Linked DNA regions of Homo sapiens: all the other regions are linked to region 3. A link is a contact called in ENCODE Hi-C or POLR2A ChIA-PET data. All regions are on one chromosome and are shown on one strand. The core of a region is the stretch at or near the end of the contact, and the rest is flanking DNA. Distances in the headings are between cores, read along the strand shown. Region 1 holds the start of CHP1 (calcineurin like EF-hand protein 1). Region 2 holds the start of DLL4 (delta like canonical Notch ligand 4). Region 3 holds the start of MAPKBP1 (mitogen-activated protein kinase binding protein 1). Region 4 holds the start of ZNF106 (zinc finger protein 106).

The links. A loop is a pair of places that touch in the nucleus more often than their neighbours do. ChIA-PET counts read pairs that join two places held with the same protein, here RNA polymerase II (POLR2A). Pooled maps may share reads with other maps.
Region 1: a map of gastrocnemius medialis shows a loop between it and region 3 (16-fold over the local background). The contact joins the promoter of CHP1 here to the promoter of MAPKBP1 in region 3. A Hi-C loop is called at or near these places in 1 of 168 maps with a recorded cell type or tissue (gastrocnemius medialis), 1 of 37 single-sample maps with no recorded cell type and 8 of 50 pooled maps. POLR2A ChIA-PET finds 5 or more read pairs at or near these places in 3 of 52 experiments (BJ, GM12878 and activated CD4-positive, alpha-beta T cell).
Region 2: a pooled map shows a loop between it and region 3 (1.9-fold over the local background). The contact joins the promoter of DLL4 here to the promoter of MAPKBP1 in region 3. A Hi-C loop is called at or near these places in 1 of 50 pooled maps. POLR2A ChIA-PET finds 5 or more read pairs at or near these places in 2 of 52 experiments (Caco-2 and WTC11).
Region 4: a pooled map shows a loop between it and region 3 (10-fold over the local background). The contact joins the promoter of ZNF106 here to the promoter of MAPKBP1 in region 3. A Hi-C loop is called at or near these places in 3 of 37 single-sample maps with no recorded cell type and 7 of 50 pooled maps. POLR2A ChIA-PET finds 5 or more read pairs at or near these places in 1 of 52 experiments (GM12878).

The regions. Positions count from the first base shown.
Region 1 is chr15:41,229,604-41,236,022 of GRCh38, forward strand. It overlaps CHP1 (calcineurin like EF-hand protein 1), which reads left to right and starts at 1,665. Exons shown (of 7, transcript NM_007236.5): 1 at 1,665-1,846. The coding sequence starts at 1,780. EXD1 (exonuclease 3'-5' domain containing 1) reads right to left here and starts at 1,154. Exons shown (of 12, transcript NM_001286441.2): 1 at 876-1,154. RefSeq lists a silencer at 1,179-1,238 and enhancers at 1,359-1,428, 1,449-1,508.
Region 2 is chr15:40,924,857-40,931,121 of GRCh38, forward strand. DLL4 (delta like canonical Notch ligand 4) reads left to right here and starts at 4,484. Exons shown (of 11, transcript NM_019074.4): 1 at 4,484-4,878; 2 at 4,991-5,260; 3 at 5,769-5,826. The coding sequence starts at 4,813. RefSeq lists an enhancer at 330-1,175 and silencers at 3,626-3,695, 4,289-4,378.
Region 3 is chr15:41,773,117-41,778,852 of GRCh38, forward strand. MAPKBP1 (mitogen-activated protein kinase binding protein 1) reads left to right here and starts at 1,368. Exons shown (of 31, transcript NM_014994.3): 1 at 1,368-1,494; 2 at 2,051-2,273. The coding sequence starts at 2,160. RefSeq lists an enhancer at 815-864.
Region 4 is chr15:42,486,976-42,492,992 of GRCh38, forward strand. It overlaps ZNF106 (zinc finger protein 106), which reads right to left and starts at 4,166. Exons shown (of 22, transcript NM_001366845.3): 1 at 4,005-4,166. It also overlaps a transcript of SNAP23 not described here. RefSeq lists enhancers at 3,639-3,828, 3,879-3,928, 4,229-4,338.

The DNA of each region.
Region 1 (6,419 bases), core at 415-2,914, 540 kb before region 3:
ACTAAAAATACAAAATTAGCTGGACACGGTGGCGCATGCCTGTAACCCCAGCTACTAGGGAGTCTGAGGCAGGAGAATCGCTTGAACCCGGGAGGCGGAAGTTTCGGTGAGCTGAGATGGCGCCTTTGCACTTCAGCCTGGGCAGAAGAGCAAAAACTCCGTCTCAAACAACAACAACAACAACAAACAAACAAAACTCTAGTTCTTCAAACTAGAACCTCAGCTTGCAGGGAACGTGTGGGGCCTCAGGCTAAGCTGTAAAGCCTTAGGTAACACTTAAAACTAGTAACTTAAGTTGACCTGGGAAAGCCTGCTACGACAAAAATATCCTGGTACTTGGGTACTAACAGCAGTCAGAATTCGGTTCTTCCTTATCTTATACGTGTTCTAACCAAACAGGTGTGAAGGGGTAAGGCAGGTGAAGCAGTAAGAACTGGTTCACCTGAGAGTAGGCACTAATTTAACGGGTGGCTTTTACCTTTTTTTTTTTTTTTTTTTGAGACGGAGTCTTGCTCTGTCACCCAGGCTGGAGAGCAATGCCGCGATCTCGGCTCACTGCAACCTCCGCCTCCCGGGTTCAAGCGATTCTCCTGCCTCAGCCTCCCGAGTAGCTGGGATTACAGGCACGCGGCACCACACCCGGATAATTTTGTATTTTTATTAGAGATGGGGTTTCTCCATATTGGTCAGGCTGGTCTCGAACTCACGACCTCAGGTGTTCTGCCCACCTCGGCCTCCCAAAGTGCTGGGATTACAGGCGTGAGCCACCGTGCCAGGCCTACCTTTTTAATCAAAACAAACAATACACCATGAGAATAAAATGCAAAATTTCTCATTTTTAAGACAAAATAAGGAACTTCAAATAAATGGCGGACCATAAGCTAGGAATTCACTGTCCTCCATCGTTAGGGCTTTTTCCTCCGAAGGAAGTTTGGGAAATCTGGATCCTAATTTCAGCCAAGTGGTGCGTTCCTCGAACTTCAGTCTAGAACTAAAAGAAGAGGGGCTGCAATGAAGGAAGAAGTCTCGGGACGCTCCACGCCACCCGGCGGCGGTTATCAAATCACAGGCTGAAAACCTGGAGAAAGGTCCGCGACGCCGGGGACACACGCCGCAGAGGCGACGCCCGCCCGGCCCAACGTCCAGTCTCGTCTGTTTCCCGAGGAGCCAATCAGCACGCGGCCCCGAGGCCGGCTCCCCAGCGCCCCCTGCGGCCGGGAGGAGGACGGCAGCCAGGAAAGATGAAGAGCGCGTGCAGTCCCCGAAGGGTACACCCTAGGGTTCCCCCCCACGCGAAGTTTCTCTCCGCAATCCGTGCCACCTATCGAGTAGGATTCCTAGTGTTCGATTCCTGTGAGAAAAGGTAGACTACGCTGCCTGTCGCAGGTTAGTTTGTTGTAAAACTGTTGGTCAATGACGTTGCCCTTTTAATTGCGTCGTTAGCGACCGAGTGGCATCGCCCCTTTAAGGCCGGTGGCAGCTGCGGTTCCGGGGGCGGGGTCCGTCTTCAGCAGGACTTGGGCTGGAGCTGGGCTGATTCATTCGGGGCTGGAACTCGAACGCTGACGTTGGCTCCTGAGCCGGGCGCTGCCTCGCGCCTGATTGGCGGGTCCTCGGGGCCGCCCTCCCCAGCGCACCACCCCTGGGTTCCCTCCCGGGTCCGCAGTGGAAACACTGCCCTCTCCCTTCTTGACCCCTAGCCCTTCCTTCCCTCCCTCCTTCCCTCCTGTCGCCGTCTCTTCTGGCGCCGCTGCTCCCGGAGGAGCTCCCGGCACGGCGATGGGTTCTCGGGCCTCCACGTTACTGCGGGACGAAGAGCTCGAGGAGATCAAGAAGGAGACCGGCTGTGAGTTCGGGTTGGGGGTGGGAACGCCGGGCGCCTCAGGCTGGCCTCACAACCAAGGGCGGCTGTCGCTAAGGTCTGGAGCTCGGGTGCCTGTGAGGTTGGGGGGTCCTGGGCAGCCTCCAGGTTTGGGGACCGAGAGCTGGAAGACCTGTTCTTCCAGCTGCAGCTTCCTGGAGCGGGGCTCTAGCTACTGTGGGGCTGTCCTTCCCTTCAAAATCGGGACTCTTGATCACTCGTAGAGCGTCGACGCCCCCCTTTTCTGCACCCTGCCCATCAAAGTCCCCGAACTCCTTTCCTTTCTGTTGCCTCGCACCACCCTTCCCTATGAAGAGGCATCCTGAACAGTAGGTAAAGCCCGAGAAGCAAATTCAGGAACTCGAGATGGATTCTGTAGAAAATCCGTTTCTGGGTAAGGACCTAAAACCTCTGACAACTATGGGAAATTACAAACAAGTTCTTGTCACAAATTGGGAAAACCACCCAGAAAGCAAGACCGTGTAGTAAGGCTTTGGGAGACATGACCCGATGCCTGGAGACCTTTAAACAATCAGGGGTCTGGGATTGTGAGACTTCTTTCAATCTGAACTTCTAGAGAAAAAACACGGATACTGTGACCACCAGTTTTTTACTTACACGACGATACTTGCTGTCCTAATCTCATATATGTATTGATTTCTACTATGCTGGTGTACTTTTTTATTCGCTATTGAAATTGGATGTGCTCCAAAAATCTCCGTGTGAATTTGTACTAGGAACTGATTTTTTTTTTTTTTTTTTTTGAAACGGAGTCTCCCTCTGTCAACCAGGCTGGAGTGCAGTGGCGTGATCTCGGCACACTGCAACTTCCGCCTCCCAGGTTCAAGCAGTTCTCCTGCCTCAGCCTCCCAGGTAGCTGGGAGTACAGGTGCCTGCCACCACGCTTGGCTAATTTTTGTATTTTTGGTAGAGATGGGGTTTCACTATGTTGGCCCGGCTGGCCTCGAACTCCTGACCTCAAGTGATCCACCCACCTCGGCCTCCCAAAGTGCTGGGATTACAGGTGTGAGCCACCGTGCCCTGCAGAACTGATTTTTTTTTTTATAGTCCAGTCTCTTCCTCATTAGTCTGAACAAAGGAGCAAAAGGACTCGGGATTCTGAAGCGCTGTAAAATACCATCATAACTTTGAATAGTCCTTGATAATGCAATGTATGATACAATTGTATTGATGCATACAATATTTTATCTTTTCAGTAAACCTTTATGATTCTTATTGAGTTAATGAAGGATGTAGCACCTGAGCTCTGTCTCTTCATCATACTTGTCTTTGATAATGACATGACCAGTAACTCACTCCGGCCCATATGCAGATAGTACTGAGGAGTGCTATGGGGAACTACAGAATTTTTCAGGCCTGTTTAAGTGCTGTTCTCTGCTTTGTGACAAGTTCAACTTTCTGGAGTTTTCAAGTTGGAAGGGATGTTTTCTAGCCCCACCCCTTTCTGGACTGGTTTGCTTCTTTCAGCCTCCCCTAAAATATGGCCCTTAAGCCTCTCTGTAAAGACATTTAATGATGGTAACCTCTCCACCTACCAAGGCAGTCCTTTTCACGATTTGAATGACCCAAAGTAGTTAGCTCTTTATAATTTGCAGTACTTGTTTGGCCACTGACTTACTCTGACCCTCGGAGTGGAGACGCAAGCAGTTTGGATTCAACAAGCATTTTATTACGTTTTGTGGCCATAACTTCTGGCCACATTTGTAATTAGTACTACTTTAGGTCTAGGGTGACACCGAATTAAAGTATTTGTGTTAAAGAGTCACATGGAGAAATAAGCAGAATCAAAGAGAAATAAATATAGAGTCACATAATGAGAAAGTGTAAACCATAGTGAAGATGCAAAAAGCCATTTTTGCTTCAGAATGAAGGGAGCAGTAATCCCATTCTGGTTTATATACATTTGACCAAATGGAAATGACCTGGATGGGATATTTTTACCATGTGGCTTGTGGACAAACAACTAAGTGCTCATGGAAAAGCTGTTTTCCCCATTGCCAAAGAGTGAGTCACTTGTGAGGGAGATTCTCTCCACAACCAGTGCAAATGTATGTATTGAGCCAGAATGCTTAGTGAAACAAGTGCTTACTGAATTTTTACAGTGTCTGTTCAGTACTGTGCTAGGTACTCAGAGCAGATGGTGACAAAAAACGCCCCCAACCTGGTTGGGGAGATAAGCCCAAGAGAGTTATGATTAGCATCATGACATAAGAAAGCTGAGAATTGTGTGTCATCCACCTTCAGAAATCAGGCAAGAGAGAGAGTCCTTGTGGGCTGTCCTCATGGAGGACAGGAATTGGGCCTTGATACATGGGTGGAGTAGATTTGGATAGATTAACCTAGGGCATTTTGGGTGACTTCCAGGAGAGATCTCCCCCTAAGCCTGCTACAAAGTCATTCCTTTGCCCTGGGAACCATCAGTTTATCCAAATAGTGTCCATCATCAGAGTTGTTTTTTCTTTTTCTTTTTCTTTATTTTAGAGACAGGGTCTTTGCTCTGTCTCCCAGGCCGGACTGCAGTGGCTTGAGCATAGCTCACTGCAAGCCTTAAACTCCTGGGCTTAAGCCATCCTCCCGCTTCAGCGTCCCAAGTAGCTAGGACTACAGGCGCATACCACCATGCTTACCTGATTTTTATTTTTATCTTTTGTAGAGATGGAGTCTTGTTATTTTGTCGAGGCTGGTCATAAACTCCTGGCCTCAAGTGATTCTTAGGCCACTTCAACCTCCCAAAGCACGGGGATTACAGGTGTGAGCCACTGCGCCAAGCCCAGAGTTGTTTTTTCAAGGAGTAATTTGGTATGATGCAAAAGATTTTGAAGAATAAAAACGGATATCTGGAGTGGGTAGAGAGGTGGAATTTGTCCCATTTTCATCTGCCTTTTCTTCTATGAAGAATTTGGAAAACTATCTATCAGAAGCACTTTAAGAACAATTATAAGACATTTTACTACTTCCTTTGCCAGTACAAAATGTAACATAATTGAGGAATACTAAATTTATATTCAGTGCAAAAGCTGTGCATTGGAATTTGATGATTATATTTAACCATATTTTTTGCAAATTTAAAAAGATTAGAATTTCTACATGACTAGATTAGCTGGTATTTGATATTTAATGAATAACAGTAAGTGTTTGGAAAAGTAATTCTGGATAAGAATTACCTGTGATCCTCAGTTTCATCATCTGTAAAATTAGAATAATAATAGTGCCTACTTTATAGGATTCTTACGACAATTACATGAGATGAATTATGCAAACTACTTAGAATAGTGTCTGGTATAATAAACTTCATGTGAGTGTTATTATTTTGAACCATAGTTAACAATCGTCTTATTGGGAAAATACCATTTGCATGTACTAGTTATAAAAACTATGTGTAGGGCTATATCATTGGGGAGGTGACAGCATTTTATACTTCTTTTTGTAGTGGACAGTTGATTAGGAATTAAGTACAGATGTTTTGCCAATTATAAGGAAATAAAATTTTTAAAGGAGTTTTTAACAGTTTATGAAACTGTTATGATGTTTTAACAGGAATTGTCTAAGAAATGCTTTCTATTGGCATATTTGCTAAATTATCTTTGTTCTACTACCTTCTTTCAGACTTCTGCATTTTCATAAAGCTTATTTGAAAAAAAGGTGTAATCGGGGATAAAGCCACAAATGTCTTAGGAGTTTCTGTAATCATCACCCTTAATTCACTTAATTGTAGCAATAAGCTGGCTGTGAATTACTTAAAACTTTATGAGGCCAGGCGCAGTGGCTCACACCTGTAGTTCCAGCACTTTGGGAGGCCAAGGTGGCAGATCGCTTGAGCCCAGGAGTTCAAGACCAGCCTGGGCAACATAGGGAAACCCCATCTCTACAAAAAAATAAATTTAAAAAAAATTAGCTGGACATGGTGAAGCGTGCCTGCAGTCCCAGCTACTCAGGAGGCTGAGGTGGGAGGATTGCTTAGGCGGGAGGTCAAGGCTGCAGTGAGCCATGTTCGTGCCACTGCACTCTGGCCTGGGAGAAACAGACCCTGTCTCAAAAAAAAACAAAAACAAACAACAACCACAAAAACACCTTGATAAACAATTCATGCCATTCAAGTAGTAATGAATGCAGATTATTTTTAGTCTCTACCTTTTGGTATATGTCATGTGGTACGGGAAGGGTGTTGAACAGGTTTAGGAAGTAAGTTGCACAGGTTGGTAAGGTTTTGTTTGTTTGAAAGAGTGTAGTAATGATAGAGTTCTAACAGAGTACAAGCCTGGCAAAGGCAATTGCTTGAGAACAATATCATGGCTAGAATGTAAGTAGAAATTCAACTTCAGGTTTCTCGTGCCTCCAAATGTAGGACCCTTCACAGCCCTCACCAGCCTGAAGGTTCTGTCACTTCAGAAAACCAGGCTGTCTTCTGCCTCCTATTGAAATGGAAATGCATGGATAACTAACACCTTTAACTGGTTTTGGGTTAAGTGATTTGTAAAGCTCTGTACTTTTTGAGTTCTAGTGCAAAGTTTTATTCTCATTTGTTGCCATAAAGGAG
Region 2 (6,265 bases), core at 3,234-5,733, 850 kb before region 3:
TCATTCAGTCGCCCAGGCTGGAGTGCAGTGGCATGATCTCTGCCCACTGCAAACTCCGCCTCCCAGCTTCAAGCAATTCTCCTCCCTCAGCCTCTTGAGTAGCTGGGATTACAGGCAAACACCACCATGCCTGGCTACTTTTTGTATTTTTTTTTGGTAGAGACAGGGTTTCACCATGTTGGCCAGGCTGGTCTCGAACTCCTGACCTCAAGTGATCTGCCCTCCTCAGCCTCCCAAAATGCTGGGCTTATAGGCATGAGCCACCACACCGGCCATCCCTATTATTATTATCCCATTGCACAGATGAGAAAACTGAGTGTAGAGCTAGAGTTAGGTTACAAGCCCAAGACCACATGGTTAGGAAGTGCCAAGAAGCAGGTCCATGTCAGGCTTATTCACCAGACTCACCTGGAGGGTGGGGAGAGACTCGTTCCTCCTGCCTCCTCCCCATCTCTGCTCAGTCCCCCTGACCAAGATTCTTCAGAGTTCGGTGTCCCTCAGCGCCCATGCCCTACCCCTTCCTTCTCACCGGGGCCCTTCTTATCATCAGTCACTGCATCCTGTTCCTCCCTTGAAGCCCCCAGATGAGTTCTCAAGGCCACCACCAAGTCATCACCTTCCTCACTCCTCTCTCCAGTCTCAGGCCTGTTCTATGGGGAACCCACTCTGTCCCGCGGGAAAAACCCTCAGCAGGCGGTTCCTTGTGGGGGCTCCAGAGAGAGGTGAAGGAGGCCACGCGGGGCACCGCCTGCTGAGCGGGAATCCCGTCCCTAACCGCTGGCGCCCCTCGAGGGGAGGGGCGAGGGCGGAGGTGGTTCTGCTGCGGCATCTGTCCCAGGCGGGCGGGAAGCTGCTGCATTAAATTGTAAAATCGATTTATTGACCGGCAGGTGCGAGCAGCGGCAGATGGAGAGTAGCCCTGCCGGGGCGCATCTGCGGGGAGCGGCGGCATCGATCCCGGCCCCCCTCTGAAACCCGTCGGTCCTGGGCCTTTCTCGCCAGCTCACTCCCAATTGTAGGGCCAAGGTCCTTGAAACTGCGGCGCCTGAATGGCTAGGGTAGCTCGACTCCCTCCCCCAACACCCTCCTGGCCTCAGGCCCCGGGCTGCGCCCCCACGGCTGCCAGGCTCTGCCAGTCCCACTGCCCCAGTTGGCACGCGGCGGGCCGGGCTGACGCGTGGCAGCGCCCTGCGGCAGATGAGGCACGCGCCGGCCTCATTTCAATGTGAATGGATCGAATGGAGCAGCCATGTGGCAGCAACAGTTTGCAAATCTCCACGCCTTCTGTGCAGCTCCCCGGCCGCCGCTCCCTGCACGTGGCCCCTTCTCCGCAGCGACCGCAGCGGCGCCCCTCAAGGCTTAAGCGCCCCGCCCAAGCCAGGCCTGCTTCCCCGCCCCTGGTCTGCCCAGCAGGCACGGTGGCCCGGCCCCCACCGCGCTCCTACCCGGGTGCAGTGTGCCCCGCGAAGAGCGCCGTCCCCTGAGAGGGGGTTGGGGAGAGGAGAGGCAAAACCGCGCTGAAGGTCTCGGAGCTGCGCCTGCGGCCGTGGGGAGGGCACAGAGGCTACGCTGCGGGGGAGGAGTCCCGAGGCTCTACGAGGCTCCTGTTGCGCCCCAATAACCTGGGGTCAGCTTGGGGACACCGCTGGAAGGCGACCTTAGCGCTTCCCGGTCCTCAGTGCCGGTTCTTATGGCTGGAGGACTATGCGCAATGGCCAAGCGTAGGGGGACAGCAGAAGCAGAAGGCCTCTAGGGGCAGAGGCGGTGGGCCTTTCATGAAGCCAGGCCTCGACCCTGCGCCCGCTTCCGACGTTGGGGAGTGTTGAGGGTGCGGGTCGAATTGAGGAACCCTGGGCCTGCGGAGGGTCAGTGGTCTTTCGGACTCTGGGTCTATCTGTGCACCCTTTCCATGCTGTTGTGGAGGGTCTGCGTCAGGGGCGGGGGCAGCCGACTTCGATGGGGGTCCAGCCCCACGGTGATCGGTGGCCTCCCATCCCAGGACCACGCGTGTAGCGTTCTTCCGCCCGCAAGTCCGAAAGTCCCGAGTGGGAGAAGAAGGAAGGCGCAGCCCCAGTTTTGGGCTGACAGAAACACTTGCGGCCTTCGCACTGGGCTCCCCACCCGCAGCATGACCCTCTCCTGCTCAGCAAATGTGGGCAAAGCTCGACCGCAGCGTGTGGGAGCGCTCGTAGGTACCCAGGGCCAAGGGTGGCAGTGTCCTAGCCCGGGAATGAGCTTCTGGGACAGCGCCTCCGCAAATAGGTGTTTCATGAATGTCTTTTGATGCTGAGAATTTAACCCTTTCCTCTTCTGGTCAGAGCCTTTCTAGATCTCTGGGATCTCCTGGGTGCTGCCTCTCTGAAGATAATAATCCCAACTTTTGTTTGGTCCTTGATAATTTGCAAAGTACATTTGGGCACATTAGTCTGGGCGTGTATGAGGGTAGAGAGTGTTCCAGATTTTCCAGTATTGGGAGAGATGCCTTGTGTGGGACTAGATGTCTCCCTTGAGGGTCAGGTAAGCAGGACCAGCGCCAGAAAAGGAGGATGTTTTTATTAACTCCTGGGCCAGGATTTGGAGTTGAGAGAGGACAGGGCTAGGTAGGGCTGGATGCCAGCTTGGAGGGGAGCAAGGGGCACCCGCTGGCATCTTAGAGAGGCAAGTCCAGGGATCCATAGGGTATAGGCGGAGAGAAGATCTGGGAGCCCACTTGCCAGGATCGCCGGGAGGCACGCCCCGGACTCCCCCTCCCTCGGGCCTGGGACTCCGCCTGCCCATAACCTACATTAACTCCCGAGCGCAGCCTGGGCCCATCTGCCGCCCCGCCCCACCTCGGTTCCCCACGCCAACCCGCTCGCGCCAGATGGTGGCTGGGAGGGGTGGCCGTGCGTGGGGGACCCCGGAGCCCGTCTCCTCACCTCGCCCCTCCCCCAACCCACGCTCCCAACCTCTTGTTTCTCATCCTTCCCCCCCCCACCACACCCGTCCCCCAGTCCTCCACCACCACCACCCAACTCAAAAAAAAAAATCAGACCATGCTCGGCATTGGCAGCTGTTGGGCTTCTCGCCGCTCCCCCACCCTTACCGCCTCCCCCGGGTTCGCGCCGCGTCCCGGCTCCCCCCCCGCGCTGATCTTACCGCCCGACTACAGCCATCACCTCGCGGGCGGGCTGACAGCTGAAGCCACAGGGCCCCCGCTGCCCTCGGCGTCGCAAAGAGAGAGCTCCCCGGCACCCCTGAGACTGGGAGAAGCCGGCCCTCCCCGGTCTGCGGTCTCCGGGGATCACGCCGGGTTCCGAGAAAGCAGCTGCGCTGCTGCCGCTTGGAGGAGTGGGGCCACCCAGGGGACCCTCTCGGGCGAGACTTGGGAAGCCGCCTGAAACTCAAACAGCTCCGCAAGCCTCCAGTTCCACCCCACATCCCGCCTTATGAGGCGAGGACCCGGGCCGACCCGGCCTCAGTCCCTCACCTTGATTCTCCAGTGGCCTGAGCCAACTCTGGCGTCAGGAGAGTTCCTCCTTGCCCCAGCTGAGCGACAGGGCGCGGCCGGGGGCTTGGGGCTGCTGGGGTGGGGGGAGGCAGTGGGCGCAGGAACTGAAGCTGGACTCAGGTGAGGGGACGCGCTGGAGGCGGGGCCAGAACCTCATTACCATACAGCTGAGGACGCGCCCCCCTCCTACCTCCGGGACCACGCCCCGCCCTCCCCCACCTCAGGGACCGCGCGTCTGGGTCTCTGGCACGCGCCAAGCCCTGGCAGGGGGCAGAAGGGAGAAGGCACGCGCTGGGCACGCCCCCCCTTAGCTAGAGAGGGAGACGCCCAACAGGTGCACAGAGAGGGCCCCGAGCCTTAGACCCTTAGCCCCTAGCCTTGCTCAGAGTGGCCACAGAGAGGTTAACGCTTCTGCTGGCTTCCCTGCTGCGCTGGGGACGCGTGGTGGGTGGGCACTCATAGGTTGGGGGCCGTTGAGACAAGGGCTCCAGAAGCTCCAGGAAGGAAAAGGAGATCGGATTTCCCTAGCGCTGGTTTTTGCATTCCGGGCTTAAGTTCTTTTTACCTGCTTTGGAACACTAGGTAACTAGCGCCTGCTGCGGATGCACAGCCTACAGGGACTGCCTAGTGTCTCCGCCCCCAAGACCATCCCCGAACCACCCACTCACCTCCTGCCCCATTACCGGGCAACCCCTCTATCCTCCGGCGGCCAGGGTCTCAGCCCTTAACCCCGCCATCACGGAGGACTGGTCACCTCGGCACGCGCAGAGCTGGGGGACCTAGAGGTTGGGAGCGGCACGGAGGGGCGGGGACCTGCGCCCGACTGGCTGACGGGGAGGGGGGAGCGGCGGGGGCGGAGGCCCCCTCCGGGCGGCGCTGGGACTGTAGCAGCTAGAGGCCGGGAGGGGAGGGGAGAATGACCATGAGTCTGAGTGACAGGCGGCGAGGAGAGGAGCCAATATATATAAGGAAGGCCCCCAGCGCGCAGGTTTCAGTAGCGGCGCTGCGCGCAGGCCGGGAACACGAGGCCAAGAGCCGCAGCCCCAGCCGCCTTGGTGCAGCGTACACCGGCACTAGCCCGCTTGCAGCCCCAGGATTAGACAGAAGACGCGTCCTCGGCGCGGTCGCCGCCCAGCCGTAGTCACCTGGATTACCTACAGCGGCAGCTGCAGCGGAGCCAGCGAGAAGGCCAAAGGGGAGCAGCGTCCCGAGAGGAGCGCCTCTTTTCAGGGACCCCGCCGGCTGGCGGACGCGCGGGAAAGCGGCGTCGCGAACAGAGCCAGATTGAGGGCCCGCGGGTGGAGAGAGCGACGCCCGAGGGGATGGCGGCAGCGTCCCGGAGCGCCTCTGGCTGGGCGCTACTGCTGCTGGTGGCACTTTGGCAGCAGGTAACACGTCCCGCGCCCTCTCCGTCCCCTCTGCCGCGCTCTGGGCCTCAGCCCCGGGCACCAGCTGAGCTGACCGGTCCCCTCCCTCCTTCCCTCGGTCCCTGTGCAATAGCGCGCGGCCGGCTCCGGCGTCTTCCAGCTGCAGCTGCAGGAGTTCATCAACGAGCGCGGCGTACTGGCCAGTGGGCGGCCTTGCGAGCCCGGCTGCCGGACTTTCTTCCGCGTCTGCCTTAAGCACTTCCAGGCGGTCGTCTCGCCCGGACCCTGCACCTTCGGGACCGTCTCCACGCCGGTATTGGGCACCAACTCCTTCGCTGTCCGGGACGACAGTAGCGGCGGGGGGCGCAACCCTCTCCAACTGCCCTTCAATTTCACCTGGCCGGTGAGCACAGCCTGGGCGCACTGGGAGGTCGCAGAAGCCGAGAGAGGAGGCGCCCTGGGACCAAAGCCCCCTCCCCAGATTTCCTTGTACACACACCCCCACCCCCAAAAAGCCCAGGATGCATTCTTTCCTGGCTCTTCCCGACTCTCTCCTGAGACTGATCCCAGAAAAGGCTCTCACCAGTCTCCGTCTTCCCAGTTTATGTCCTCCCGTCCCCAGCTCTTGGGACACGATTTTCATTACCTACCACTCTGGGGCGGTACCCTACCACCCCCTCCTCCAGTGGCTCTCCCTTACACTCTCCCGTCTCTCAACCCTCCCTCTACCGGGGGTTCTCCTCTCGCCTTCCCTGCTCAAGCGCTACACTGTGCACAGCCCCGTTATGTTGACCCGGGCGCAGTAACTGAATCCTGCAATTAGATTAATTAAACAGGCTGCCGCAAGGCACCCCCACCTCTCCCCGCTTGCTCATCTCGCCATCTCTCCGTCCCCCCACCCCCTTTCCCAGGGTACCTTCTCGCTCATCATCGAAGCTTGGCACGCGCCAGGAGACGACCTGCGGCCAGGTGAGTAGCTCGCTCCGCCACCACAGGGGGGCGACACGGCGCAGCGCCGAAAGAGTTAATCTGTTCTAGGCGGGGGAAGTGCGGGCTTGGGGGTGGGAGGCAGGACGCTTAGCTTGGCCTGGAGCTGCGCCCCGCGCTGGACGCTCGGATTCCGCTCGCTGCCTGGACTCAGAGCACAATTGCGTTTCCTGCGGGTTATTTTTGGCGTGGGAACGCGGGGAGTACGGCGGTGAGAAAGGCTGAAGCTGCCAGCGCCGCTGACGGGCCCCTTCCTGTATTTTACACCTTTCGCGAATTCCGCTCCTTTGGAAAGGGAATAATGGCTTTGGGATGTTGTTCTGACACAGAGGAAAAGGATATTTCAGCAGCACAACAATTCTCACTTTGAAAAGGAAAAAAGAAAACCATTACCCACCTCTGGAGGCAGAACCCCTGAATG
Region 3 (5,736 bases), core at 118-2,617:
CACGTGCTATTGCCAGTTGGTCTCCAGGAGGTGACATCCATCATCTCCATGTCAACTTGTGAGCTTTACAAATCTAATTTTCAGTACGTGGCTACAGTATACACAAGAAAATATGTGCTTTGCCACTTGGCTCTAAAGGCTCACCGTTGTACACAAGCAATGAGTTTAGGGGTTCTTCCCTCTTGTTATCACATGTCATCTCCACAGGGTTTCAAAAGATCTGGATAGGGTGAGACAGACACACCAGTGTAGTACTCCCTTGGGTCCCTTGTCTTTGGCTTAGGCTTTTTCATAAGGTATAATAATTTGTTAGAGGTTCTTCCCTCTTGCAGACACATGTCATCTCCACAGGGATTCAAAAGATCTGGATAGGGTGAGACGGACACACCAGTGTACTATTCCCTTGGGACCCAAGTCTCTGGCTTAGGCTTTTTCATAAGGTGATTTCTTGTGGTAGTAGTCAAGTGGAGAATACTCAGGAAATACTATTTCATGTAACATTTCCGTGTATTCCCTCTGCCTCCCCCGACATGAGTTAGAAAACTACCCCTCGATCTAGTATCAGCAAGCTCGACAGTGACCTCAGCAAGGAACAGCCCTAGATAAAAGGATTCATAAGTAAATGGAATGAGGAAAAGATCTGGAGCAACAAAGTCCTGGTCAGCTTTAGGTGAGGAAGCACAATGGGATGTTGGAGGCTAAAGAAGCCATGAAACCTAAAGTATTATAACATAGCATATTCACTTCTCTTTCCCCCGCACGCCCAAAGCTCTGTTCAAGGCCACCCTTTCCCCTTTCATGATGACCAGGTTGCCCAGTGCAAAAATACTGTTCTTAGCTATTAAATTGCATTACTCAGAATAATCCTTTCCACGTTGAGTCTACGTGCCGGACTGGCTGCGAGCAGAAACTACTTCAGTCGCTTTAAATCTCAACACTTGTGGTCGCTGGGAGCAGAGCTTTTAGGCTGTAGCTCAGTCTTGTAATTCTGAGCTAGGAGTTTCAGCTACGGTCCCTCGGGCCTATCAGATGACAACCTTAACACCCTGGAGGCGTGGTTATCGTCTTGGGGCTCTGGGAAGTGCAGTTCCATGGGGGACCAGGCCTGATAATACCATAAAAGGCTTGGTTCTCTCAATTCTGAAGCCATGTTCTGTTGACCTTCCTCTAAAAGCGGTACCCGCAATTGTGCGGATTCCGTGGTTCCCTAGTCCCAAGCCGTCTGCTTCCTGGGCCCTTTCATTGGCTCCGCCCCCGTAAACCTTGCTCGTCCACTCTGGAAGCGCTCTCCTGACTACAGGCCGCGCCCCTCGCGTCGGCTCCGCCCACCCAGCCCGCGGCTTGGCCCAGGCGGTAGTTCGCGTTTTGAGCCGATCGTGCCACCATAGCTCCTGCTGCTGCCTCTACCGCTGCGGCTACCGCGGCGGAGCTGAAATTGCCGAACGCGATGCCCGAGGGCGCTGTGAGCGGGGTGGCCTTAGCTCGCCGAGGCTGGTGAGGCTGGGCCCGAACGGGGGCGCTGACGAGTAGCAGGGGCCTCAGAGGCGGGTGAAAGATAAAGGTCCAGAGCCGCTGTGGAGGGCGGAGAGCGAGCTCTGGAGGATAGGGAGTGGGGGAGGGAGGCTCCCGTGGCAGAACGAGTTGTGGGCTACGGCGAGCCCCGCCGCGTCCCCGCCGGCGCTAGCGCAGGTGTCCAGGCCTGCGGAAATCCCTGGTGGTCTCGGCGGCCTCCTCCCTTGGACACTACAGTTGCCATGGGAACAGTTGGGCATTAACGGGAACCAGATCGTCCACGAGACCAACTGGGGCCCATCCCATCCATCTCGCCAGTTAAACGCCTCTGGCGGGCGTGGGCCTGGCATTTCTTCGTGGCTTAGGATTTTCCCCCCCTTTTTCGTGAGCCTTTCCTTCCGACGTTGTAAGAAACTGTGCAGGGCTAGAAGGTGGGGATGAGGGAAATGGTGAGAGCAATACCCAGAGGTAAAAGCTGCAGACTTCGCTAGGCAGAAGGTAAGACACTGTGATACTAAGGTGGCTTCTGCCATCTCAGGTCAGTGAGAGGGCATACTGGGAAGCCCTCTGGAGTGGGAAGACAGTGCCGCTGTTGAGACAAGACCCAGGACTGGGCCGGGGACTGTCCCAAAGGGTTTCTCGTCATAATGGCTGTGGAAGGGTCAACCATTACCAGCCGGATCAAGAATCTGTTGAGATCTCCATCCATCAAACTGCGCAGGAGTAAGGCAGGAAACCGACGAGAGGACCTCAGCTCCAAGGTGAGTCCTGTTGGGATCCACCTCTTTCCAAACCCACCCTCTCCTGCTCCATGTTCCTCGTTAACCTTCCTGTTTCTTGGGAAAGATAACTAGAAGCCCTTGTTGACTCTAAAGGATCACATATGATCTCTGCAGGCAATGATTTGGTTTTAGGTTGAAGGAAAAAGAGCAGCAGGGGTGGGCATGCTGAGATTCATCCATGAGAAAAGGTGAATAGTAGGAAGACCACCTGGGTTCAATTGTGGCCTCACTATACACTAAGCATGTGCTTGGGAAGCCAGTTGATATGCTATGACTCAGTTTCCCTTCTTGGGAGAGGACAGTAGGAACACATACCTTGTGAAGGGCTAAGCTGTGACTAATGTAGCTGCAGGTGTTAACGTAACAGCTGGGGTTATGTAAGACTGTAGTGGCAGAAAGAAATATGCTAAAACACCTAGTCAGAGTTACTGGCTTGGTAATTGCTCTTGCCTACGGTGAAAACAAATTTTTTTTGTCTCTTCAAGAGGCTAACTGGAGCCTTTTGGCTTCTTAGGAATAACATGCAAGAAGCCAGATATCTGTCAGCAAAACAGTTCTGGATGGCCCTTGAGCATTGCTTATCTCATTCACTATATGCCAAGAGCCACATCCCACTCAGCTGCAGATGATCCTCAGAGGCAAAGTTCCTTTCCATCGCTTCACTTGTCTGTGTTTTGGTCCTTATGCTTTTTCAACTAAATAAACCCCACAACTTTGGGAATCCAGAAGTAGTCGACATTTATTTAATCCCTTGAGGGAATCCAGGGCTTTACTCCCACAGGATCAGATCAGATTTTGTGTCTTATTAGTAGCCTGTAAACCCAATAGGGTTGTGAGGTACAAGGTTGTTACAGGGAGAGGCATTTGAGACCACAGCATTGTATTGCTTTGCCTGTATCTCTTCAGTGATGAGTAAATCCCATGAGGAATGATTTAGAATGCCACTGTACAAATGGCAGGGTTCTGGGAGGACTTAGTTCAGCCCTGTGTTCCTTAGCAGAACTTTGAGTAGATTTGGTAAGAAGGTGAAGAGCTTTCCTGTATATTTCAGCAGAAGTTGTGTTGAATCACAGTTTGCTACAAGGTTTTGTGATGGTGGACATTGTGACCCTTCCAAGGTCTCTTATTCATCATTGTTTCTATTCTCCTGAGGCAGGCAAAGAAGCCTGAAATGTAGAAATTGCCTTAGATATGACTCTGTTCATTCTTAATACTGCAAGTGCTCTTATTCTTGGCTGGTAGCTTGGCAGTGACCAGCACTGTTAGAGCAATCTTCTCCAATCTTTGGCCTCTTTTTCTGGCCAGGAATGATATATGTAGTAGAAACATATAATGAGAGTTTAGCCTTCATTGTTAATTCTTACTGTAATTTTGGTCTGGAATCCAGAAAGTATAGTTGCCATTCTTTAAGACTTCCAATATCATCCATTATTAATGCATTTAACAAGTGTTTATTGAGTGCCTATGAAGTGTGCAATCAGTGATGGGTAAAACATTACCCTTGCCATCAAAGAGCTTATGGCTAGTCAGACATGTAAACAATTAAAACACGGTGTGGTAAGTGCTGCTGTAGAAGTATGTGTACGTTGTTAATGGAAGCACAGGGGAGGCGACCTAAGTCAGTTCAGAGGAATTAGGAAAGGCTTCACAGGCCAGGCATGGTGGCTCACCCCTGTAATCCCAGCACTTTGGGAGGCCAAGGCGGATGGATCACTAGGTCAGGAGTTCGAAACCAGCCTGGTCAAGATGGTGAAACCTCATCTCTACTAAAAATACAAAAATTAGCCGGGCGTGGTGGTGCATGTCTGTAATCCCAGCTACTCGGGAGGCTGAGGCAGGAGACTCGCCTGAACCCGGGAGGCTGAGGTTGCAGTGAGCTCAGATCCTGCCAGTGCACTCTAGCCTGGGTAACAGAGCAAGACTCCGTCTCAAAAAAAAAAAAAAAAGGAAAGGCTTCACAGAGGAAGGGATGCTTGAACTGTGAGTCCTAAGGCAGGTGGAGAAGAGCTCTCCAGGAAAACAGTGGAAAAGGGGCATCCCTGGCAAGACCATTTACCATTCCCTGTTTAAAATAGGAATTCAGTGCTTCAGACTGCTTTAGATGGCTTTGTCTGTCCTGAAGCTGTGTATGAAAGAAATACTTAGCTGAAGTTGAATGACCCTTGAATGGTCTGGCAGCAAAATGACTGGTGCATATCTTTAGCACCCAAGAGGAGTAGCTGTCTTTGTGCGCCCAGGACCCTAGAGATGCCAGACTCCCCACACTCCTTAGTAAAAGGTCTCTACCTGAGATTATTCTAAAAGCCTGCCTTGTGATTACTCTAGTGTATTAAGCTCTGTGAGTTGCTCTAACATGTGGTGGCTGTGAGTAATCATGATAACAGGAAATTTGTGATTCATGGATAGCTAATTCTCAAATAAAATTTGAAGACAAAAAGGTACATGCCCCTTTTGGGGGGCAAAGAAGGAAATGTCAGAAAGCTTTTATGCAGCTCTTACTTCAGATGGCCTCCTGCTTTGAATTATACTGTTCTTTCTATCTAAAGTAGCCTTCTCCTTTACACCAAATTGTACACTTATTTTTAGGTCCAATTCTGTATTTATCAGAGCCACAGGGCTTTCTGTGACTAGTCCCCCACCTTGAAACCAATATCTTATTGTTATTTTATGTATGTCTTCATTTCCTAAGGATCGGGGTCATGCTCTTTATTTCCTTTACATCACACCGTTTAGGACAGTGTAAGATAGGCAGTAAGTACTAAAAAAAATAAATGAGACTAATTTAAAGATGTCAAATATAGTGCGGGATAAACTTGGACATCCAGGTGAATAAAATAATCAGGAGGAATTTATGACCTCTTTAGAAGAGAGATCAAAACTACGATTAATAAAATGGTGACAAAGAAGTAGAGATGCAGCCTAATTAGGTGTGAAGAACATAAGAGAGAAGAAGTCCACGTATGCAGAAAGCAGTGCTCAGTAAAGGGTTCTTAATTCAGGGGAGACCTAGTTAAAAATATGGCTAAAAGCTGGTGTGAGAGAGCCAGTGGAGGTGGAGATTTAAGTTACATCAAAGAGTAGATGAGTGCTGAGATTTTTATTAAGCTTTTTCAGAGGGAGGGGAGTCTCTTCAGTGGAGTACATTGGAAAAGACTGATTTAAAGTTTTATGCTAAATCAGCTTAGTCTTGGTGAAGTGTGACTTGAAGTTATCAGTAAATACCCAAGTTCAAATCCTGTAGACTTGTCATTTCCTGCCTCTCATCTCTAAGTTGGGCTGTGTTTTCCTTAAGAAGCAAATGTATGTGTTCTTGATAGCTAACCCTCCTCCTCTGAAAGTTTCTGAAAGATTTTTATGTGGAGGGAGCTGGGCTTGTTTTCAAGGACAAAGGATAGAAATGGACCAAAGCCCAGCAGGCAAGATTTAAGTTAGGGTTACAAAA
Region 4 (6,017 bases), core at 2,916-5,415, 720 kb after region 3:
CCATCTCTACTAAAAATACAAAAAATTAGCCAGGCATGGTGGCAGGTGCCTGTAATCCCAGCTACTCGGGAGGCTGAGGCAGAAGAATCGCTTGAACCTGGGAGGCAGAGGTTGCAGTGAGCAGAGATCGTGCCATCGCACTCCAGCCTGGGCAACAAGAGTGAAACTCCATCTTTAAAAAAATAAAATAAAATAAAATAAAAAAGCTTATAGGGAAAATATGGCCTGGATGCAGTGGCAGCACACTTATAATCCTAGCACTTTGGGAGGCTGAGGCAACAGAATCACTTGAGGCCAGGAGTTCAACACCATTCTGGGTGACACAGTGAGACCTCCTCTTCACACACACAAAAAATTTATTAATTAGCTGGGCATGGTGGCACGCACCTGTAGTCCCAGCTACTAAGAAGGCTGAGGTGGGAAGAGGATTGCTGGGGCCAAGGAGTTTGAGGGTGTAGTGAGCCATGATCATGCCACTGTACTTCAGCCTAGGTGACTGAGCAAGACCCTGTCTCAAAAAAAAAAAAAAAAAAAAAAAAGCTTTTAGGAAAAACTATTACTACCCCCTCCTGTTTCCTAGCCACCGCCACTTCCAGTCAGCCACTCTTGTGAGTTTCTTATTTGTTTTCCAGAGATATTTTTCAATTTTTTTGCATGAAAATACAAAACATAAAATTTACCATCTTAACCATTTAAGTGTAGTTTAGTGGTATTAAATACATTCATAATGTTGTACAACCAACACTACCATCCGTCTCCATAACTACTTGCATCTTGCATAACTGAAACTTTATATCCATTAAACAATAACTCATTTCCCCCTCCCTCAACCCCTAGCAACCACCATTCTACTTTCTGTCTCTATGATTTTGACTATCCTCCACAGAGGATATTCTATGCATATATGGTTGTCCCTCGATATCCATGGGGGATTGGTTCCAGGATCCCCCTCAATACCAAAATCTGAGAATGTTAAAGACCCTTATATGAAATGGCACAGTATATGCATGTAACCTACACATACCTTCCGTATACTTTAAATCATCTCTAGATTACATGTAAGACCTAATACAATGCCTACACATAACTTCATTTATGTGGATGCAATGTAGTATGTACTCAGCACGTAGCAAATTCAAGTTTTGCTTTTCAGAAATTTGTGAATTTTTTTTCCCCAAATATTATCCATCCAAAGTTGGTAGAATCCATGGATGCAGAACCCATGGACGGATATGGAGGAACAATTGTATATGCAATACATAATATTTTTATAAAACCACAGTGGTTGCAAAATGCACACCCTCTTTTGCACCTTTTCTTTCTCACTATATGGGAGGTCACTCAATATTAGCACATATAGAGCTGGCTCATTCTTTCTAGCAAATTCATACATTTATTTAACCAATCCTTCACTGATGAAGACCTGGGAGCTTCTTGATAGTTTCTTTCAGATTAAAACATGCACAAACATGCACACACACACACACACTCGACTGTAGAGTTTCCACTAGTGATTTCACATGCTAGAGGTCCAAGTAGAGCATTCATATGTAACTTGTCTGCCCAGGTGCTCTTATTCATTGGGTACAGAAATTAATCCTAAACTCTCCACTAAGATACTCCCAATTACAAAACACACAATACATAGACTTCTCACTGAGCCATTCCTGGTCCCAGAACCAAGTCGTCTAGCATCTTCCATTCCTCTCAACTCTTGTAGAGCAGCCTTCAGACTACACGTGCACTAATCTAGATGTACAATAATCACTATTCATAGTCTTTCCTTTTTAAATATCTTCCTTTTAATCAAAACAATTGAGGCCGGGCACTGTGGCTCACACCTGTAATCCCAGCAATTTGGGAGGCTGAGGTGGGTGGATCACCTAAGGTCAGGAGTTCAAGACCAGCCCAGCCAACATGGTGAAACCCCGTCTCTATTAAAAATACAAAACGTTAGCCAGGCATGGTGGTGGGCACCTGTAATCCCAGCTACTCGGGAGGCTGAGGCAGGAGAATCACCTGAACCCAAGAAGCGGAGGTTGCAGTGAGCTGGGATTGCGCCACTGCACTCCAGCCTGGGCGACAAAGCAAGGCTCTCTCTAAAAAAAAAAAAAAACAACACACACACACACACACACACACAATAGGTTCTGAACTAGCCTGATCAGATTCGTTCACACCCTCTACCTCCTGCCAGGCCATTTTTTATTATTTTTTAATTTTTTTTTTTTGAGATGGAGTTTCGTTTTTGGAGTACAATGGCACAATCCTGGCTCACTGCAACCTCCGCCTCCCAGGTTCAAGCGATTCTCCTGCCTCAGCCTCCCAAGTAGCTGGAATTACAGGCATGTGCCATCATGCCCAGCTAATTTTGTATTTCTAGTAGAGACGGTGTTTCTCCATGTCGGTCAGCCTGGTCTCAAACTCCTGACCTCAGGTGATCCGCCCGCCTCGGCCTCCCAGAGTGCTGGGATTACAGGCGTGAGCCATCGCGCCTGGCCCCTTCCAGGCCATTTTAAAGTTCTCCTCGAAAACCATCTAGTATTTCTAATTAAAGGGCTCCTACTATCTTCTAGACTCAAGAGTTAACTCTAGGCATGGCGCGGTATTGGCAAATGTGTAGTAGATACTAAATAAATTCTAGTTGCATCTGAAAATTGTCTTTCATTATTTCATTCACGACCAAACTTGAGAACGGGGCTTAAAGCAAATTTTAAGATTTCCCATGCTATTTACAACAGTACTAAGCTCTTAATAAGCACTCAAAAGTTATCTGTGGGCCGGGCGTGGTGGCTCAAGCCTGTAATCCCAGCACTTTCAGAGGCCAAGGTGGGTGGATCACCTAAGGTCAGGAGTTGGAGACTAGCCTGGCCAACATGGTGAGACCTCGTCTCTACTAAAAATACAAAAATTAGCCGGGCGTGGTGGTGGTGCACGCCTGCAATCCCAGCTACTCGGGAGGCTGAGGCAGGAGAATCTCTTGAAACTGGAAGGCGGAGGTTGCAGTGAGCCAAGATCCCGCCACTGCACTCCAGCCTGGGCGAAAGAGCGAAACTCCGTCCTAAAAAAAATAATAATAATAAAAATAAATAAAAATACAAAAAATTAGCCAGGTATGGTGGTGGGTGCCTGTAATCCCAGCTACTGGGTAGGCTGAGGCAGGAGAATTGCTTGAATCCAGGAGGCGGAGGTTGCAGTGAGCTAAGATCGCGCCACTGCACCCCAGCCTGGCAACAAGAGCGAAACTTTGTCTCAAAAAAAAAAAAAGAAGTTATTTGTGCTTTGAATAAACTGGATATAAACCATTATGGTGGATACAGCACTTATTTGCTAGGTAAGAGAACTTCGCTTACCTAGGATGACAGTCTCAAGTTGCTAAAAGCCACGGATATCTCAAACTTCTCAATAAGATGCCTTAATCTTACTCTCAAAGATGATTACACAACAAATTGAAAGGGGAAGAGGATGTAAAGCATTTCCTCTCCACAATTATACACCGAGATTCGGACTAAATATTAAACGGACACAGTAAGCTGTTGTTACTATTTGTTATTAGTTGTTATTATCAAGACGCATCCCACAAGGAGAGAAACGAAAGGAGGAAAAAGAACGGAGGTTGTCAGTCGCGAGAGGTTGAAATGTGTCCCTGGCCTGAGACCTACGGGCTTTAAGGACCAGGGTCTTTGGACTCCCTGCCCAACTGGGGACGAAGGAGGTCAGTGGCTTCCCCTAAAGGTCAAGGCTTTGGAGCCACGTTTCCTTCTGGGGCTGGGAGCAGAGCTGGAACGCCCCCGCGAAAATCCGTACCCCGAAGCCAGCAGCACCGCCTGCCCATAAACCCGCGCCGGCTCTGGGAGAGTGGACCACCAGGTTGCCCCTGAGCCGCAGCCTGCAGGAGTAGAAACCCGGTGGTGTCTTGCAGCCCCACAACCTCCCTAAGGGGCAGACGACCAGGACCCTTGGGCTCCGATACGCTCAACGCAGGCCGGCCCGTCGATACTCACATTCACAGCCAACCCCTCTTACTCCATCAGGCCGCCGAGAGCCAGGCGAGGGAGCTCCCTGACGCCTCAGACGCCCCCTTCAGTTTTGGGTCCGGGAGCCTGCTCCGGACCCGCTCCCCGCCGGGCCCCGCCACAGCCGCCGCCAACGCGCAGGCGCACACCGAAGCCGTCACGCTCGCTTTTTTTTCCTTTGCCGTCCGCAGTTCTCAATAATCTAGCTTTATTTGAACACAAGAGAGTGAACAACGGACACACAGGAAGAGGTTTTTCTCAAAAAGAATGGAGGAAGAACAAAGGCAGGCCCGCTTGCGGGAGAGTCAGTACGCAGCGTTGGACGCTATGAACAGCCTCCCTGGTCCCTTTTTCATTCTCCTTGTTTCTCCTTGTTCTTTCCCGGCCTCCCTGTAGCTCCTACTCTCTTCCTTGGTGTCCCGCCATTTCCTTTAGTCAGTGGCAACTGTTCGGGCTACATTTTGAAAACACTCCTTCCTTGTAAAACTTTCTGAAGTTGAATGGAAGGTGCAAGAGCTTTAGAACAGCCAGACCTGAGTTTCAGATCTTGGACTAGCTACGAATAATTTGTGACTTTGGGTAAATTACAATTCTTCTTGGAACCTCAGGTTCTTGAGTTAAAATTAGGATAATGTTATCTCACAGGGTGTTGCTAGGATTAAATAACATAGGTCAAGTGTTTATCTATGAATGCTGCCTATCACAGAGCAGACATTCCATAATACTGACTTTATTCTTACTCATGCCTAAGGTATTTATAATATTTTTTAAGTAGAGACGGGGTTTCACCATGTTGCCCAGGCTGGTCTCAAACTCCTCGGCTCAAGTGATCTGCCTGCCTTGGCCTTCCAAAGTTCTGGGATTGCAGGTGTCAGCCACCGCGCCCAGCCTACATTTATTATTTATTTATTTAGTTAGTTAGTTAGTTAGTTATTTTGAGATGGAGTCTTGCTCTGTCGTTCAGGCTGTAGTGCAGAACCGCTCTCTTGGTTCACTGCAACCTCCACCTTCCGGGTTCAAGCGATAATCCTGCCTCAGCCTCCCAAGTAGCTGGAATTACAGACGTGCACTACCACGCCCAACTAATTTTTGTATTTTTAGTAGAGATGGGGTTTCGCCATATTGGCCAGGCAGGTCTCAAACTCCTGACTTCAAATGATCCGCCCACCTCGGCTTCCCTAAGTGCTGGTATTACAGGTGTGAGCCACCGCGCCCGGCCGCCTATATTTATTATTAAACTTAGCCCATACCCATTCCCTCAGAAACCTAATTTTAGTGACTAAGACTATCAGATAAATGAAATGACATTCAGGTTGATAATTATGTGGAGTGTCCCTCCTATATTATTGAGATTATAACATCTCTGTTTAACAAGACCTTCAACGTCTCAAATAAAAGTAAGCAGCGGTGGGGCACAGTGGCTCACGCCTGTAATCCCAGCACTTTGGGAGGACGAGGTGGGCAGATCATGAGGTCCAGAGATCGAGACCATCCTGGCCAACATGGTGAAACCCCTTCTCTACTAAAAACACAAAAATTAGCTGGGCGTGGTGGTGCGTGCCTGTAGTCCCAGCTACTCGGAAGGCTGAGGAAGGAGAATCGCTTGAACCCGGGAGTCGGAGGTTGCAGTGAGCCGAGACCTCGCCCCTGCACTCCAGCCTAGCGACAGAGCGAGACTGCGTCTCAAAAAAAAAAAAAAAAAAAAAAAGAGAGAGAAAAAAGAAAGGAAGCGGCTATATTAACCTCTTCTATGTAAATCCAGATTTGTTCTAGAGGTTTAGGAAACTTCCAATTCCGTGTTTGTGACATCACAAGTCCTTGAAACACTCAAGGGTTGTGGTACGCTGCTCATTCTATTCTCCTTCAAAGGCATGCAATGGAGGAACTATTTTACCCTATAAACTCTGGGCCATCATTCAGGGAAAAGCCTGTAGAAGACCACAGTCAGATATTGGTGAGTGCCAAGGTAACGCTAGATTATGGTTTCTCAACTTTGGGATT